Regions from separate parts of the Mus musculus genome. Here region 2 is linked to region 1. Evidence: chromatin loops called from intact Hi-C (ENCODE). Cell type or tissue: gastrocnemius. All regions are shown on one strand. Links, peaks and the distances in the headings refer to the core of each region. The heading gives the core; the rest is flanking DNA.

Region 1 (9,452 bases), core at 779-8,778:
GATGCCACTCTTGTCCTTGATAGGGAGCAGGTGAATCAACTCCTTCTCCGGTGCGGTTTGCAGAGTTCTTGGCACTTTTTCATATTTCTCTATCACACTCTCATGCTTTCGTTTCTTGATATGGACTGGTTCACTGCAGAAAAAAAAAGCCCAGTTTCAGTTTTGAAGGGTACTGTCCTAGTTGGGTCTCTACTGCGGTAATAAGCATCGGAAACCGAGGGTTTATTTCATCTTACAATTGTCCATCACGAAGGGCAGGGACTCAAGGAAGGAACTGAAGCAGAAGCTATGGCAGAGCAGTGCTTACCAGCTTGCTCAGTTTTTCTAACAATGCCCGGGATCACGGACCAAGGGATGGCACTGCCTACCGTGGGCTGGGTTCTTCCACATCAAATTTCAATCAAGAAAATGTCCCACAGGCTCGCCCTCTTGACAAACCTCAATCTCCAAAAGTATTTACATTATGATTTATAACAGTAGCAAAGTTAGTTGTGAAGTAACAACAGACGTGATTTTATGGATGGGGGCCACACCACAGCACGAGGAACTGTGTTACAGGGCCGCATGAGGAAGGCTAAGAATCACTGCTGTAAGTCAATCTGATGAAACATTTTCTCTTCTCTCCTTTCAGATTACTTTAACTATCATTTAGAAAGTCTGCTGTAAACCAGGCATATAATCCCAGCACGCTGAAGGCTGAGGCAGGAGGACCATCAGTCATAGTACACACACTGGGCTCCAGAGTGAGAACAGGAGTCTCGTATGTATTAGGGCCTGGGTGATGTTCAGAAACCACGAGGAAAAAAACAAAAACAAAAACAGAACCACACTTACAACTTTGTAATTCAGTCATAACTCAGATGAACTATTACCTAGAAGAGAGATCTCTTGTGAGAAAAGATGCCTTTTGTCCTAAATCCTTCATCAGCTGTAGGTCATCCTCGTCCATCATATCCAAAGGCAGGGCTTCTTCCTCCTCGTCCTCCTCCCTCTCCATCCTTTTAACTGCTCCACCAAAAAGAAAAACACAAGTATTAGAACTGTGCATTTTCCTACTCTATCTATTACCTGCTCTCCCCGCAGTACTCCCAATGAAGGCTGGGTGACAAGCACCTAGCATCTTCGTATCTCTGATTCCTGAAATCTAAAAGTAAATGTTTCCATGCATTCTGAACTGTCTCTGGGCATCTGAGAGCCAATGGCTGAGTCCACTGGCACCTTCTCACCTCCAGTGACTTTTGCTCCATTTCATCTGTCATCTCCAAAGGCCAGGTCCAAGCCTGGATGCTCACTCTGACTGCAAGCGTCTGTCCTCACAGTGTCATTCAGTTAATTCCAGGGCACTGTCTTACTGACTACGGATAGAGAGCTTTATTCCTTCAACCACTTGCTGTCCTATACACCAGTGCTCTCCTTTTACTCCCTTGCTTAGACTGCACGGTAACACCTCACCCAGCCTCCTGCTAACACACTTACACTGCATGGTAACACCTCACCCAGCCTCCTGCTAACACACTGAGACTGCACAGTAACACCTCACCCAGCCTCCTGCTAACACACTTACACTGTATGGTAACACCTCGCCCAGCCTCCTGCTAGCACACTTACACTGCATGGTAACACCTCACCCAGCCTCCTGCTAACACACTTACACTGCATGGGTGACACCTCACCCAGCCTCCTGCTAACACACTTACACTGCATGGTAACACCTCACCCACCCTCCTGCTAACACACTCAGACTGCATGGTAACACCTCACCCAGCCTCCTGCTAACACACTCAGACTGCATGGTGACACCTCACCCACCCTCCTGCTAACACACTCAGACTGCATGGTAACACCTCACCCACCCTCCTGCTAACACACTCAGCAACTTTTCCTTCTACATTTAAGTTACTCATGTCTATCAAAACCCCAGCCTCACTCGAGTCATTCGAACTCTATCCGCTCATTGTTCCTGTTCCTCTTAACTCGACTCTTTATTTTTACATAAATACACATAATTATATATTAAAAAACAGTAACAACTAAGTGTCCCAACCCCTTTTGAGTGCAGAAGAGTCAACTGTGAACAAAACACTCTTACTGTCTTCCCTAACAAAGCTCACCTTCCTCGTAGCACTAAGACTGATAAACACTGCATAGAAGAAAACCCCTAATCTAAACTAATAATCCACTCCTCAAACCAGAAACTTGGTGTGTTTGTTGATCAGCTTTTCCTCTTCCACTGAATCCCCTTTTTCTCTGTCGTCACACTTCTAACTCCCTCACCTGCCTCGTTTCTCCGTCATCCAAGGACCTGGCCTCCCACTTTAGTAGAAAAAAGTCCTTCAATATTTTCATATCAAATTCAACAGCGTTTGCACCTGCCTTTTTCTTATATTCCTCCCTCTCTGGCAACTTCACTTAGATTCTAAGTTGCAAAAATAAAGAAATCTTTTGCTTTTCTTTTATTAAGGAGCTATTAGCATATTACACCTTTCAGATTGTAAAACTTAGAAGAGATCTCTGAAAGTATCTAACCAGCTAACTCATTGTTCCTTGATTGGAGATTGAGTGACCAACCAAGACTACATAGCTAGCAACAAAAACCAAGAGAAGATTTTTTTATTCCTGATTCCCAATCAAATGATCACTACCCATCACGATAATGCTGCATTTGGGTCAGACTGCATGGAGGTTAAGAGAAGGAGAGATGGCTATAGAACAATGAACAGTTACATCAGCTAGAGAACTGTCCTGACTTTAAAATGATCATATTTTTCTGTTTTGAGGAGCTGGGGTCCTTAGATGGTTCTACAAAACAACCGAGACTATTACAGCTGAACTTCACCCCAAGTGTACAAGGAGAAAGAAAACCACAAGTTTAGAAAAGGAAATACCTACTGGCAGCATGGTGAAGAATGGAGCAAAACCAAGCAGGCTAACCACGGCTAACTCTCAGTGGATGGGAAGCCGGCAGCCCTGATGCGTGTCCCGAAATTTACACAGCTGCTCTGAGCATCCCCCAAGTACATTTTCAGATCTGCTGTCTATGCCAACGAAAAGGAGAAGCTAGTTTTCTCACAGGGCATATGGTCTTGCATTGTTTTCTCATACTTACTGTGGTAAAGCATAAAAGACCTTACCTAGACCTACAAGGATCTGAACACAGGACAAGTGGACACTAGAAAACAAGTCACTTCCATGGAGAACATTCCAGCGTAAGTGAACACTTTCGTTACCTGGCCGTTTGCTCTTTGGGTCCTCCAGCGGAATGGGTTTTTTAGACACAGCATCTTTTACAGCTTGCCTTAGTTTCCTCTGCTCTTTTCGGTACTTCTTGATGGTACTTTGTTGTTTAAATTGCTTATTTTTCAATTTGTTTTCAAGTTTCACTTTACTAGTTTTTATCAACTTGCGAAAGCTTGGGACCTGCTTTTTATTTCTTCTCTAGAAAACAACAACAGAAGAGACACTACAACTAAGAAATTCTGATTATTTTTAAAATCAGGTGAAGGAAAACTCTTTATAGATTAAATAAAGCAAATTTCAAAACTGTCTCACAACCACGGGTCCTGTGTAAGAACTAAAAACCAATGCACGGCAGTAAGCAATCCTACAGAATGGCACTAGAGCATCAGTTGCTCCACACGGGATTTCCCTGTGATCTGAATCTAGTCTCTCACGTGTGCAATCTGAAAGCAAAACATTATGAATCTCTTCTCTGTGGCAAACGGTCATTCAAGGCTAGTCTAACACTGGTACGGCAACACATTCAGAGCAAAATAATGGATGCCTTTAGCAACTGACATTCATTTGTCGGTTTATTATTTACAAAGCACTCACACTTCCCAACACCCTAAATAATAATAATCCTCACGTCATTCATAAAGAAGCGAAGGTTACAGAAGTTATTCCAGCGCTCTCGCTGGTAAGTGCTTTGTAATCCAAATCCCAAGGCTACTTCTAAATTCCCTCTCCATCTGGGAAAAATCACCAGCCTTCCTATCACCTTACACTTTAAGGAGGAAACAGGCTCTCTTCGGGTTCAGTGTCTCACAAAACAGGTTCAAGGAACTTTAGACTTGCTTCTCGTGTGTATAAGATTCGAGAGACAGTTTGGAAAACCCTTCAGTCTGACACCATTCGGTGGCAGGGCCCGGTGCTGGCCTCGCATCTGCAGCCTGAGGTCGTGCTTGGGCGTAGTGGGCGAGGAAGCAAAAGCCCCAGTAATGACCCAAAGTGGATGGAGCATAGATCGGCTAGGGAGCACCAAGTTAGGCCACCGCCCCCTATACCAGACTCAAAACCTAAGGGAAAGATAAGCCAGGCAGAGGGAGACCCTGTCAACCCAAGCAGCCACAACTCCCGGGGGCCGGGGTTCGGACAGCACTTACCGCCTTCATCCTTAGGCCTGCGAGGAGTACCACAGACAAGATCACTCGGACAGAGGAACACGCAGGAGCCGGGTGGAAAAGACACACGTGCACTGAGCGCAACCTTTCCCAAACCGGAAGACGCTTTCAGCCTCTCCCCCTTTCTGCCGCCGGAAACGGGAGGCGGGACTTCCTCTTCGGGCGGCGGTGCGTGCGCCCCCTGGTGGCTCTGGTCCCGGGCTCAGTCTCTCACGGACTGACCCTTGTGAGAATCGCTGAGGCTGAAGAGTGGGCGAGTGGGCGTCCCAGCTGAAGGACTCAAGCAGGTTCCCGCCCGGATTCCTTTTCAGTCCTGGAGAAGACAAAAGACGAGGGCTTGGCGGTTTTGATCGCCGGCGTCTTGTGGCTCCGCCTGTTGCGGGTACTTCGTCTTCTGGATCTTCTAGAGGGCAACCGCAGCTTCTTTATTGGAAGCCATCCCTCCACAGGCACTGGGGCTTTGAACCGAATGATGAAAGATCTCTCACCACCTTCCACCAACCGAAAGTCCACACTTAAGTTTAGGCGTGGTGGAGCACGTCTTTAATCCCAGCACTGGGAGGTAGAGGCAGGTGGATCACTGTGAGTTCGAGGCCCGGTCTACAGAGCCTAGTCTACCCAGTGTAGTCCCTGTCTAGAGAAAAAGTCTATGGTTTTACTGTGGAATCGTTTTTTCTTTGGGTTTAACCATTATATGATAAAGTACTATATTGGTGAGACTTGCAGAATTAGGATTCTGTTACCTTTTTGGTAAAGATACTATCTGACTGAATCGTTAACTCTTCCAGGAAGATTTAAGCATCGCAAGAATGTGTATTTTAAGTACTTGTCTCCCAAAGACCTTTTCCTAAATTAAAAAACAGAATAAAACACTGGGCAGGAGAAGTGGTTCAGTGTTTAAGAGTGCTTGCTGCTCCTCCAGAAAGTCCCGGATTCTATTCCCAGCACATCCATCTCTGAGGACCTCTTCTGACCTCCTCAGGCAGGCACTCACCCACACATATATACAAACAAAATAATAAATTATAAAAAACAATAAAAATAAAAAGTTAATCACAAAGATGAACTTGAGGCTATTAAAGGTTTTTTAAAAAAAAAAAGAAAGAAAGAAAGAAAGAAAGGAAGAAAGAAAAAGAAAAAGAGACGCCGTTGTTATTTGACTGACCCTCAACTCAATATGCTCCTGTCTCAGTTTCCCAAGTACTAATTATAGAGTCACCATGCCCAGGGTTAAGTATATCGTTCTTGAGCACAGCCCTGACATTGTTGGCCTCACAGTTCTGAGCTGGTGAGATAAGCCAGAAGAAACCCAGGGGCCACTGAGATCATGAACAGTGGTAATCTTACAAAGACTAGTCCTTTCTGCTTTTCACCTCAGAGAAAAATGCCTTCTATCTGGCATCGTCTTTCCACCTCCCTTCTAACTTTCTCCCTGTTCTCTCTCCTTCCACACCCTGTCTTGGAAACAGCAGAGCCTGTCTCACTGTTAGATTACTTCATCACACTAATTGGAAACATCAGCCTGTGCTCTTTCTTACCAAGCCTGTGGCTGAATTCCTTCCCAAACATATCAACAGTTACTCCCACTTCTTCAGCTTGCATCTGGTTGTTCCAAGGATGAGGTATCCCCATTTCTATTCAAAACTAACCCCATGTTTCTTGCTCTTTGGTCAATCATCTTGCCCTCTGCCTTTCCCTAACATTTCCTTCCCAGTTAGCCTATCCCCGTAGAGCTTTTCACTATTTTTTTCTAGTGATGTTTTCTCCTTTTAATTCTTGTTGTGACTTTCTCTTTCCAAGGAAAAATCATCATTGTGTTTCCACTTCCTCTCCTCTGTCATAACCAACCCTGCGCTAGCCTTTTATGTATGAGTGTTTGCCTACTTGTATGCATGTGCACCACGTTCGCCTGGTACAGGTCAGGAGAGGGTGTCAAATCCCTTAGAACTGGAGTTAGGGATGGTCGTGAGCAACCAAATGGCTTCTGGGAATTGAACCCTATGTCTCTGCTCTAGACCACTGAGCTATTTCTCCAGCCCCCTATGCTAGGTTTTTGTTGTTTTTAATAAAAAGGAACTTCATCTTATTCTTTGCCCATTTTATACTTAAATTTATAATCAAGTCAAATCTTTGGGTCATGTTAAAACAGCTTGTTGCCACACACAGTCTCCTGTCTTGAAATCCAACAGCTTTTTGTTTGAAAGCAAGTTTGAAAGTGGAAGCTTTCATGATCCCTGCTGACTTAGTGCAATTGGCTTCTTGATCCTGTGCACTGCAGTTTATCATCAATTTAGCTAACCAGCTCTTAAGCCTAATTTATGCTTGCTTGTCTTCTTGGCTTACTCTAAACTTTTCTGAATACAGGTTAGCAGGGATCAATGGGCTATGCCAAACAGTACTGAAAGAGTTGTACTGAGAGATTCCAGTGAGTCCTTTGGGGAGATAGGTTCACCCATCTGAATCTTCCTGTGATCGTCCATTGAAGCTGGTCATAGGAAGATAACCAAATTGTAGTTTTCTCCTAAGTGTATCCAGTGTTTCCCATCTTTAGCCTCTCTGTGTTACTTGGCTACATTTGATGCTGCTTTTTCTTCTGTCTTCTCTTTCTCCCCTCCCCCCACACCCCCTCTCTGCATTAGAATGTGGATGCCCTTGGCTCTCCCAGCCATTTCTTCCTCAGGATCTTCTATTCTCTCTCAAGCTTCTTCAATGTAGGAGGTATTCTTTGCAGCACTATTCATTATAGCCAAATTATGAAATCAGCCCAGCTGATCATTGAATGAATGGATAAAGAAGATGTAACTGAGACTAGTGGCACAGATCTATTATCCCACCTACTCAAGAAGATCAGGCAAGATTGTCACAAGTTCAAGGACAGCCTTGATAACTTTATGAAACTTCTCCAAAATTTCTGTTTAAGGTTTGTTTATTAAATGTATGTACATATGTGTATATGCCTGATGTCTGTTGGTGCCCCTGGGGTCCAGAAGAAGGAGTCAGATTTCCCTGGAGATGGAGTTACAGCTGATTTTGAGTCACCAGACATGAGTACTGAGAAATGAATTCTGCCCCTATGGAAGAACAACAAGCACTCTTACCCCTAAAGCCATCCTCCAGTCTCATGTCTCAAAAAAAATCTTAAAGTAAAAAGAGTATTGGATATATAACTTAGTGGAACAGTCCTTTCCTAGCACATGTAAGATGTAAGGCCCTAGGCTTAATACTCAATATCACACATACATACATACATACACACACATACACACACACCACAGAAAGAAAGAAAGAAAGAAAGAAAGAAAGAAAGAAAGAAAGAAAGGAAGGAAGAAAGGAAGGAAGGAAGAAAGAAAGAGAAAGAGAAAAGGAAAAAACAAAATGTATATGGAACAATGTTCAGGTATGAGGAATGAAATTATGGGCCTGAAGAGATGGCTCAATAGATAAGAGCCCAGACTGTTCTTCCAGAGAACCTGGGCTCAATTTTCAGCACCTACATGGGAGCTCCCGTCTGTCTCTAACTCGTGTTTTAGGGGATCTAAGACACATACACATAAAATAAAAAGAAATATTTTTTAAAATTGAAGGAATGAAATTATATTATTTGCAGTAAAATGGTTGGAACTGGAGATCATCATATTAAAATTGGGTGTGCTCAGAAAAATATCATTTTTTTTCACATATTTAGAATCTTGAGTTTTAAGGCATTAAAGTAGAATTAAGATGAGTTGGGAGGGATGGAAAGGCTAAAGGAGCAAGTAGTGTAAAGTGTGCTGTATCCATGTGTGAAATGTCGGAATGAAGCTGATCATTTTGTACAAATCATGAACCTTAGTAAAAATAAGGTAGAGATTCCAGCATCCACCAAGGGGGTCAGAAATCAGAAACCAAAACTCCCCTCAGTGATGCTGGTTACAAAGTTCTGGTCTCTGAAACTATGAGAGAATTACTTTCTATTGCTTTAAGTCACCAAGTTTGAGGTAATTTGTTAGAGCAGCCAAGGAAGACTAATAACGCTAATATTTCTGCCAATGCCCTTGGAGATAGGACAATACTTCATCGCACGAAGGTTCATGAAACGATTGAGCTCAATCTACAAGCAGCCCACTCACAATCACACTATCAGGGTCCTTCTCTTTCTGGTCTCACTTTTATATCCTGTAATAATTAGTGGCTCCTGGACTTACCTTCAAAAAAATTATTTACACTCAAATGCTGTATTCTTTCCAGCATTACTTAGGTTACAAGTCTAAAATCAAGGCATTGACATAGTCGGTTCCTTCTTAAGGACCTCTGTTCTCTCATTTCTGACACTTCGGACATTCTGTAACAGTTAGCAACCCTTGACAGCTTTTGGCTTGTGGATACTCCAGGCTCTGCCTCCATCTTTATTTAACATTTTCCCTTTGTCTCTGTGCCTTCAGATGGCTGTCTTCCCTTATAACACTTAATTGGATTAAGGGCACAACCTAATGACCTGAAATTAAATAGGTTATCTCTGCCAAAGCCCTATTTCTAAGAAAGGTTACATTCTTAGGTACGTCCATTTAGAATTGTTAACATCTAGTGTTATTCTCCCCTTATCTGCAGAGGATGTATTTCAAAACCAGAAATCAAAGATATTATTGAGCCCTAAGTAGGTTTTCCCTATGAAGACATAAGGATTATTAGCTGTGCACACAAGGAAAATAACAGAATAACTAATAACATATTAGAACAAGTATAACAATGTGCTGTCATAAAAATTATATGAATATCATCTCTGAAGTGGGAGGAAAAACTACAGATGACGGTAAACTGCTGTGTCCTCTCTGCGAGAGGGAGGACATTTCATGCTATAACTAAAACCATTTTTATGATTTCTCATATATCTGCCTTGCATACTGACCTTCCCACCATCCCTGAACCCTTCACTTTCCCCACAGATCTGTCTCTCACATTCATGTCTGTTCCTTTTGTGATCTACCAAGATTAACCTGGGCCATCTGTGTGCTCAAAAGTTTGTAGCTTGCCCAGCGGTGGTGGCGCACGCCTTTAATACCAGCACTTGGGAGG
Region 2 (9,452 bases), core at 232-8,231, 600 kb before region 1:
ATATTAGCAAAAGAGAATTACACCTGAAAATTCAAATCGTAAATTTCTATATCAATAACTACTAACCTGTAAAAATAAAACTAGTCTACTTAACTTGACAAGATTTTGATTTTTAAAAGTCAGAAAACATGGATAACAAGCAAAATATTCTATTAGTTATGAAAATAGGACTATAAAAAGGATACAGCATCCATAGCTATGAGATGAAACCTTCTATTTCTTGCTTCTTCCCTGTTTAAAAAAGAAGTTTAGGTAAATTCAAATGCCCATATTTTATTAACATAATGAAACCCACAGGTTATGAGATTATAAAAGAGCTTAACGCAAAGGCTGTCCGTCATAGCACCAAAGCGCCACACCTGTCGAGCAAGTCTGCGGCGACTTGTTTATGGGCCACCTTTCCATGCCTTTCTTTTTGAAACGGTTTTGTAAGCAGCAACTCATCTTCGACTGTCCTGGTGTAGTAAAAAAAAAAAGTGTTAAAAGTTAATTTTTCTTGAAGGATGCTGTCTAACTCTTCCCATGTTTGTGACAGCTCGACAGGTATTCTGCCAGTGACCTCTGCCTCAGCTGTCTTAGGAAGGCAGAGCCTTGCTGGAAGAAGTGGATCACTGCAGATGGATTGACATTTTATAACCCGGCCTCACTTTATATCTGCTCTCGGCCTCCTGACTGTAGACACAATGTGACCAGCTACTTCATGCCCCTGCCTCCATAGGAACCCCTTCTCACTGTACCCCTTCTTAAATCTTGACCAAAAGCAAATCTTTCAGTTTCTTCTTGTCGGGTAACAGGCTCACAACTAGAAAAGTAACTAACATGAAATAAGGACTTAACTTTAAAATGGGTCTCTGATCTTTAATGAAACATTTTGCTTCTTCATTTTATTTACTACTTATAAAATGGAAAAGATAAGAGAAAATGGCTAGTTCTTAGCAGCAGGTTCCTAGCTCAGTTCCTGACTTGATCATTTACCACCCTAAGTTATTTACCTCTAAAGGAGAGATAATGAAGATTTAACAGGTAAAAAATATGGAAAGGAAAGTTTGACTATAGAGGACACTGACCACAGACAAACAGCCTTACTGATATGGATACATAGAACCCTAGACCACAGTACCCAACTAAATCTGCTCAAATTCTATTCATAAATCATTTCTTTTGAGGGAGGATCCTCACTAGCCCAAGATAGCCCGGAAATCACTACACAAGCAAGGATAAACCTGAATTCCTGATGCTCCTTAATCTGCCTCTAAAGGGCATGTGTCACTTTTCTTTGTTTTACACAGCACTGGGGACTGAACCTGGGCGTCCTATATCCTAGGCAAGCATTCCACTAACTTAGTTACACCCCCCCCCCCCAGACCAGAAAGCAATGTTTCTTAATGAAAATCTAAAAAAAAAAAAACAACACAGGGCTGGAGAGATGGCTCAGTGGTTAAGGGCACTGATTGCTCTTCCAGAGGTTCTGAGTCCAATTTCCAGCAACTACATAGTGGCTCACAACAATCTGTAATAGGATCCAATGCCCTCTTCTGGTGTGTCTGAAGACAGTTACAGTGTACTCATATAAACAACATAAGTAAATCTTTTAAAAGAAAGAAAGAAAGGAAGGAAGGAAGGAAGGAAGGAAGGAAGGAAGGAAGGAAGAAAAAAAGAAAGAAAGAAAGAAAGAAATCTAAAAAACATACATTGCTATAATTATTACTATTCTTCTGTTATTGATAAAGACTGCCGATTTTATAAAATGTTCATTCCTAGTTAGTGATAACACATCAGTCTCACTATGGGATAATAAACCAACTTCTCTAAGTCCTGCTACTACGAATCAAGCCCTCCTGTTACTACATACCATGACATTTCAAAGCACTGAAAGCTAAGGACAATGGCCCTAAACACAGCAATTTTGTGAAGATGTAGCCTCCAGCTGGACATGCAGTTCATACCTGGAACCCCAGCACTTTCAAAGCTAAACCAAGAAGACTGTGTCTTAGGACAGCCTGGGCTATATAGGGAATTCCAGGATAGCCTGAACTAAATAATAAAACTGTCTCAGGAAACAAAAATGACAACAACAACAAAAATGTGTCCTCTTTGTGAAGCCCAGGCTTTGTATGCTAGAGGATCTTGGTCTTGCCAACTCTGACCTGCTCATTCAAGTCAACATTACAACTGTTCTGAATTACAATTCATCCTCCACGAGCACCTCACTGGGAAGACAAACAGCAACCAAGCCTCCTTTAAGCTGTGACATTTGCAGACACACAGTCTTAACAAATGAAAAAGCAAACAACAAAAAACAAAACAAAACAAAAAAAAAAAACATGCAATAGAGAAATCTTTCCTTTTCCCTCTATCCCTTTCAATAAACTCCTTCACAACAAAACTTCATTTTCCCCACAACTACCTCCAAACTGAAATCCATTTATTACAGTGCAATGAATAAACCCTCACTTGCTACAGCAGTTGTTTCCATATGCAAAGTCAATCCAAACCCTTTCCAGGATTTAGTTATACTTCATGTCCGTCTAGAAACAGTGTGAACTATGGATCAACAGACTTACTTCTTCCTCTTTTTGCTGGAGCCTCCGCCTTGCTCATCGTCACTAAAATCAGAGTCATAGCCTCCATGCCCATGCATCTGCAAAGGAGTGCGAGGTCAGCCGTGCGGACCCGAGCTGCCAAATACTCAGGAAACACAAGACTGAGAGTTAAGTGATCTTAAACAGCCACAAGCTTTACAAGTCATGCTGGGCAGATCATGGTCTCTGGTCTACGCAGCCACCTAACACTTTAATCCCTTTGAAATAAGAAGAATAAGGACATTAGTCACTGGCCTTCCAGTGAAACCTAAGCCTGGATATTGCAAAGCGACTCCATGCAAGGGACAACAGTGCATCACTTTTATTTGTGCCACACACCCCACACCCCCTAGAGATGTTTCAGCCACAGACAGACCACTGGAGGAAAATACAAATTATTGCTTAGTACTTCAACTATACCTTCTACATTGTAGCTATGCCTAACTGTGCAAATACCATTACACTTATCTACAGTAATAATTGCAACAACATGCTATATACGTTCATAGTCTAGAAAGATACTAGTTTGGGGGCTGTCTGTAGTAGAGGTGTTTGATGGCTGTACCATTGTAGAAGCATACTCTCTGCTGTTTGAACAATGAAGGAGCTGCAGAAATGTATTTAAGTGTCTCTCTTATTAAGCACTGGGTGACTATATTATTACTTTGTCATAGACACAGTGATAAGCACTTTTATAAAGCTTATGATTTTTCAAGTTAAAAATAAGTACTTGCATTTTAGGAATGAAAATGTAGTTAAACTAATCTACTTGATTCTTAAGGCCCCAGTTTCAACAATCTCTTGGGAATATTAGGCACAACTTGCCAGAATTAGTGTTTGTAAACAGTACATTATCAACTGATTAAATTTTTTTTCCTTAATTTTTAAGCATGAGTTTTAGCTGAGGTCTCCTTAAGCTAAGTTTCCTTACCCCTAGGCTTAGTCAGTCTTATTATTTTCCGATGGATAGTCTTGGAATTGCTGAAAAGCTTCAGCTGTCAGTTGTGCCTGAAAAGGCATCTGACTCCAGCATTACACAGAGTTTGGAACACACATGAGCAAGGGTACAGATGATTTTACTACTGTATATCATCAATAGTCAACTCCTGCAGCTGAAAGGAGCCAGTCCAGGTCAAGTGATAATATTTTTCAGCTTTGGTATTTGTGTCAGTAAGTGTACAGAATTCGTAACACACATTAATAGGGGTAAAGGTGGGTTGCAATCTTTATTGCTGAAAGGACCCAGTCCAGGTAAAGAGACATTAACTTTAGCATCTGTGTTGGCAAGTACAGCTAGGATAGCCAGTGTCTGCGTTCTTGACTACCTTCTGTTTGTCATTCTGTTAAATAAGGTAGCTATGTCAAATCATTAAATTCTGTGAGTCTCTGCAACTCCATTTTCAAACTTGGGCGTGTGAGTATATACCTCTCTTCCTTATCCCACCAAATGCTAAAGAGAAGGCAACAGCCAAGCTTTGGAGACATAGGTTTGCAAGCCACAGTTCTTCCTGACCGACAGCTATCATTGCCTTATACACCTAGACGTCACACCTTTTAGCAGATCTCATCAAGGCTGTTCAAATTCTACTACCCTCTAATCCATCCTCACGTGCTTCATATATTGATGGTGGAAAACCGCAGTGTGGAGCCTGGAGCAGTTGCAGAATCTAAGGTCTGGCTGGCACAGACGCGTCTCCTACTTCCCCACTTATGTAAAGGTTAACATAGAGGTTATGTAAAGAAGCCCAAACCTCAAGCTTACATAGTTTGGGGACGGTACCTAGTACAGGAAGACCTGAAACTAGTAGAACCTGGAACTAGTAGATCATCTTGACCCCTCATTCCAGACACCTCTTCTCTGCTCCGACGCCACATTTCTTTTTATCTCGGGCAGCTTCATCCATCCCTTGAGCTATCTTAACCCAGTAGCTTCACTAAAAAGCTCTCACTCAAATCATGCTATCAACTGACTGGAATTAAGAAAATCTCGAGAATAGGGCATCTGCTGCCTCCCGAATCTGTCAAAATAAAAATGAGACTCAACTACTAAGAACCAGTTTCAAAGTCCTCTCTGAGATCAAACACGCCCACGGCCCTCCTTACACACCCCTTCCCTTCCGCTCTTCTCTGTCTGGCAAGTTCGCCCCCAAGAGTCCTGACAGCTGCAGCGACGAGCCACGGCCTCAGCGAGCCGCTGCAGGTCCGCGCCGGTCCTCCAGAGCCACGCAGCGCCGCCGCCCGCGCCACTGTCACCGCACGCTGCACGCCTGGCCCTACGGGTACCGGCTGGGAACCGCTTCCGGCCCGGCTCAGAGGCGTGTCACATCGATAAGACACCGTTCTCCGGCGCGCCGACTCTGTGCTGCAGCCAGAATGGCTCGGGGGTAAACAAAGACGGCGGAAGAAAAGGCCCGGAAGAGGAAGCAGAGGCTCCCTGCTTTGGTCCCTCATTTTTCCTTTGGGCCATCTCCTTTTTCCTCTAGGGAATCCAATATGTAGTACAATGTGGCACTGCCCAGCCCACGTCCTTCATTGGAAAATGTATATTGCTATAGAGAAAAACCCCGCCTGTCACCTGCGGTCCTCTCTCTAGTAACCTTAGTAACGCCTCCACCGAGCATCCTCGCCCAGCCAGCAGCTCAGCCTCAGATCTGCCTTATCACCCCCTCTTTTTCCCCTACGAAAACAGTGCTCATAATTAGAACAGAAATAGCTTCCCCGCGTTCCGCCACCCACACAATAGATACTGTTCCAAAGGCAGTGCTGGCGGCTGAAGAGATCGAGTTGGCAAGGAAAAGAAGAAATGGGGAATGAAAAAGATTTCACAGGGTCGCAGATTCTACGCCAATAAGCAACCTAGCACACGCAGAAAGGGCATCCAATATAAAATTTAAGGAAAAAAAAAAAAAAAAAAAACACCTCAGGCAGCCAGAATTAAATTATTTTAAGCTCCACTGGGTTGTTCCTGCATTGTGTTTGCCCTACACCGTGACGTCCCATTCCTCTTTCCACTGGGTACAGATCTTGCTTCTCTTCAATACCAGCAGTTATTCATCTCGCACTCCGCAGCCAACACTGTGCCTTTGAAATCACAGGAGCTACTAAAACATTTGCTGAACAGAACTGGCATGCTTCTCACTTTTACAGCGGGTCCATGTTAAGGAAGAACTCTGAATCTTAATACACGTTCATTTTAAATCTTTTATCCTAACCAGTAGATAACAATATCCCTGTCAATCAGTTCAAGACTTTTTTTATTCCTGGCAGCAAATCATAGATACACCCTGATTTACATAGAGCAGCGATTGCAATCTTGTTAATTACAAAATTATAAATTTATGCATTTCAAGGTGCATTTGAATTATACTACAATAAAAATGTTTCCTTTAAAAATGTAAATAGGAAACCTCATAATTTAATATTATTAAAGTATTGAGTTAATTTGTCAAGCAGTCAATTTTTATAGATATCTAAAAACCAAATACTTTGTCCTTTTATCACTAATAAGAACTCCTGTAGCCTAAATGAAACTCTTGTATACCAATATTTGACATGCATTAGCATTTTTGTTCCTTTTTAAAAAACATCTTTTATCTATTAACTTCTTTTTAGTTTTCCAACAACCCTGTGCTGCTGTTGTAGGCCCTGCATTTAAATTTTTTAAAGATGTTGCTTCTGTGTCATATGTGTGTGCCTGCTTCTCCATGTCACATTACACATGGAGGACAGAAGACGGTGTGGTAAGCCCTGGAACAAGCGTGACAGAGTGGTGTGGGTACTGGGAGCCGAACCCTGGCCCTGGGAAAGAGCAGCAAGCCTCTCCACAGCTTTGCCAGCTATGGGGGTTTGAAGGAGAATGGGCCCCATAGATTCAGATGCTTGACTGCTTGCTCCTCATTTATTGAAACTCAAAGCCCAGAGGCCCAGTGAATGGATGGATGGATAGACAGACAGACAGACAGATAGATATGACGTGTGTGTGTGTGTGTGTGTGTGTGTGTGTGTGTGTGTATCCAGTTATATATATGTATCCGTACCCCTATCCTATAACTTGTGGATCAGGATGTGTGCTCCCAGCTACTGGTCCAGCATCATGCCTGCCTGCTACCAAGCTTGCTAACCATGATGGCCATGAACTCACCCTCCAAAACTGTAAGCAGGCCTCCAATTAAATGTTGTCTTTTATAAGTTGCTTTGCTCGTGGTGTCTCCTCACAGCAATAGAATCGTAACACACCATCTCTTCAACACATGCTTTGCTTTACGCATAAGAGAGATATGCACAGACCTTGACCCCACAGGTCCATGAGGGTTTGGAGCTCGGCAGCACTTTCCTTTTATACAATTCAGCTCCTACCTCTCAGTTCATGATTCTACGGGGAGTAGCTGCTGCATTGATGTGTGTTTCTATTTTCCATTCATTCAAAGGTTTCCATTTTTTGCTTTGAGGTCAGCAGCTACTGGAGACATTAAATACAAAGTATATGCTATAGATAGATAACATAATCTGAATTTGAATCAACACAGGACAGAAAACTTACCTGATGAAAAACTCTCAAGTAAGCGATTACAATTCAATATTAAAAGACACAAACACCCATTAAGAACATGCTTTGGGTGGATCAGTCATTGGAATTACAAACATGTAAAAATCACTTCTTTATCTCAGAGACAAATCAGTTTAAAAGACAGAGCATATAAAATAGTAAAATCAATGTATTCTATCATATACCATAAGTATATGGCATATGGAAACCTATGGGTTCCAGGCTTTAAGATATGTTATCGATAATTACAAAAAAATGCAATAATATATTGATGCTCAAAGCAACAAAATGCTATGGTGGCATTAGATAAGGGCCAGAGATGGATGGCGATGGCCATAAAATATCAAGCCATGCTTTCAATACATGTTCTGTTATCCTTTAGGTCTGAACACACTTTATTTTCCCAAAATGATCACATGAATATTTTTTCATTAAGGTTGATACAACATTAATATTTCTCCATGGTAACCTGATATCTGCATCTCTGCCCCAGCTGTCAAGGCTCTACAGAAATAATGCTGAGAGGCTTCGAAGCTGCATGTGACAGATGATGCAGCTTCTGCCTGACCCTTTCTGTCTTCTTGATGGTAAATAGTAGTACAGACAGACCCAAGCCATCTTCACTGAGTCCGACCCACACTGCAGATTTATGCAAATTAAATGCTGCTTCAAGCAACAAACTCTTGGGGTGGTTTGGTCTATGCTGTAAATTGAGATCCCAGAAAACCAAAAAACAACTGCCCATGTTAATCATTCTACAAGGTCAATTGACTGATTACAATTTCAATTTATGGTAAGTCAAAATGTTGCAGATCCAATGTCAAACATCTTGGGCTATCTTTAACCCTTTAAATAACCATTTATTACCCGACTGTGTGTGATCTAAGATTCTTGCAAAGATTAGATAAGTCCTTTTGGAAAGGACAAAGATCTACCTTTCCCAACCCTTGGTGAAAAATGTTATCAGATGGCATCTAAGGCCTATAACAGATTCCCCAACTTGGCTATAACCCACCTACCTCATGTTTTCATCTGTATTAGTCAGGGTTCTCTTGAGAAACTATATATGTGTGTGTGTGTGTGTGTGTGTGTGTGTGTGTGTGTGTGTGTGTATGTGTGTATATATATACACACACACACATACATATACATATACACATCCATATACATATATATGGATTCCTGAAAGTTAGTGGAGCAATTAGACTAACTACCTGTAAGAGCCAAGAGTTGCACTGTCTCAAACTAAAGGTGGAAGGCTCCTAAGGACCAACATCTGGGGTGTCCTCTGACTGCTGCATACATGCTGACATGCCCACAGGTTCATACCCACAAAAGTACACATATGTAAATATTGTTAAACAAGACAAAGTACTATCATTCATATTTTACAGACAAGAAAGAAGATTTAGAGAAATTAACTTTCCCAAAGTCATGAGCATGTAAATGGTCCCAAATACATTTGACTCTGAGTTCAGGGTTTCTGTTTAATATTTCTACTGCCTTTCAATAGGCCGATGGCAGTTGTGATATTTGGGCAAATTGGGAGCTATTTTTTTTAAGGAGAAAAGTAACCAAATAACTTGAGAAAGAGTTTAGTAAAATGTGGTAACGGCTTTAGAAGGAATCAGACTTGAGCTATAATTTAAATGTAGATATTAAATGTTAAAGGATGTGGGAAGGGGGATAATAATCAAGACAGTGTACTTTCAGGAAAAGACTTGAGGTAGAAATAGCTATGACTTGTTTAGAGGAACATGAGGGGGTGACTTCACTGAGAGTAGAATTTAAAGGAGTAGTGAAGGTAAGGCCACAGAGAGAACTTGAGGCCGATTTGGAATGTTCTTGAATACTAAATTTTGGCATTTGGTTAGTGATAAAGGAGAGTTATAAAATAGAGGTGTCAATATGGATGGACAAGAGTGTGAGAATCCGCTCAGATGTTGCATTTAAAGGGTTCAGCTTTGAAAAGGAGACATTGTGCGCAGTGCTTTGGTAGTATATTATCCCTTTAATAGACTGGCTGGAGGCAGGAGGGACAGTAGGGAGTTCATCAGAACAGATGGCAGGCAGTGGGAAATGAGAGAAATGGTTTAATAGCTGAAGGAATACATGGTAGAAGTTGTGGCTAATTAAGTATAAAGGATGAGGGAATGGAGAAAAATGAAAGATGTTTCTAAAGCTGGAAAGATTGAAGGATTGTAAGCATCCCTGTGGAAGACAAGAGGATTACTTAAAACAAAAACAAAACACTTTCTTGGAGAAGTAATAAGTTTGCTTTGGAGGGAATTTGAAACTTTAGCAAATCACACAAAAAGATTAAA

What was found. Peaks named below come from ENCODE experiments on the same cell type or tissue, not always from the same donor. Only the 100,000 strongest peaks of a DNase experiment are listed, where the experiment ranks them.
Region 2: a loop joins it to region 1, with 3 times the contacts of the local background. A loop is called at or near these places in 2 of 42 quality-filtered maps.

The regions. Positions count from the first base shown.
Region 1 is chr19:38,814,711-38,824,162 of GRCm38, forward strand. It overlaps Noc3l (NOC3 like DNA replication regulator), which reads right to left and starts at 4,527. Exons shown (of 21, transcript NM_021315.2): 1 at 4,383-4,527; 2 at 3,228-3,435; 3 at 873-1,005; 4 at 1-133. The coding sequence starts at 4,391. In gastrocnemius, for the core only: a CTCF peak has its summit at 4,580 (motif pointing left); a DNase peak (open chromatin) is centred at 4,576; H3K4me3 peaks cover 1,797 bases; H3K27ac peaks cover 1,931 bases.
Region 2 is chr19:38,219,273-38,228,724 of GRCm38, forward strand. Fra10ac1 (FRA10AC1 homolog (human)) reads right to left here and starts at 4,880. Exons shown (of 14, transcript NM_001081075.2): 1 at 4,690-4,880; 2 at 2,565-2,641; 3 at 360-455; 4 at 186-231. The coding sequence starts at 2,641. In gastrocnemius, for the core only: a CTCF peak has its summit at 4,760; DNase peaks (open chromatin) are centred at 4,895, 5,218, 5,594 and 6,385; H3K4me3 peaks cover 2,038 bases; H3K27ac peaks cover 1,997 bases.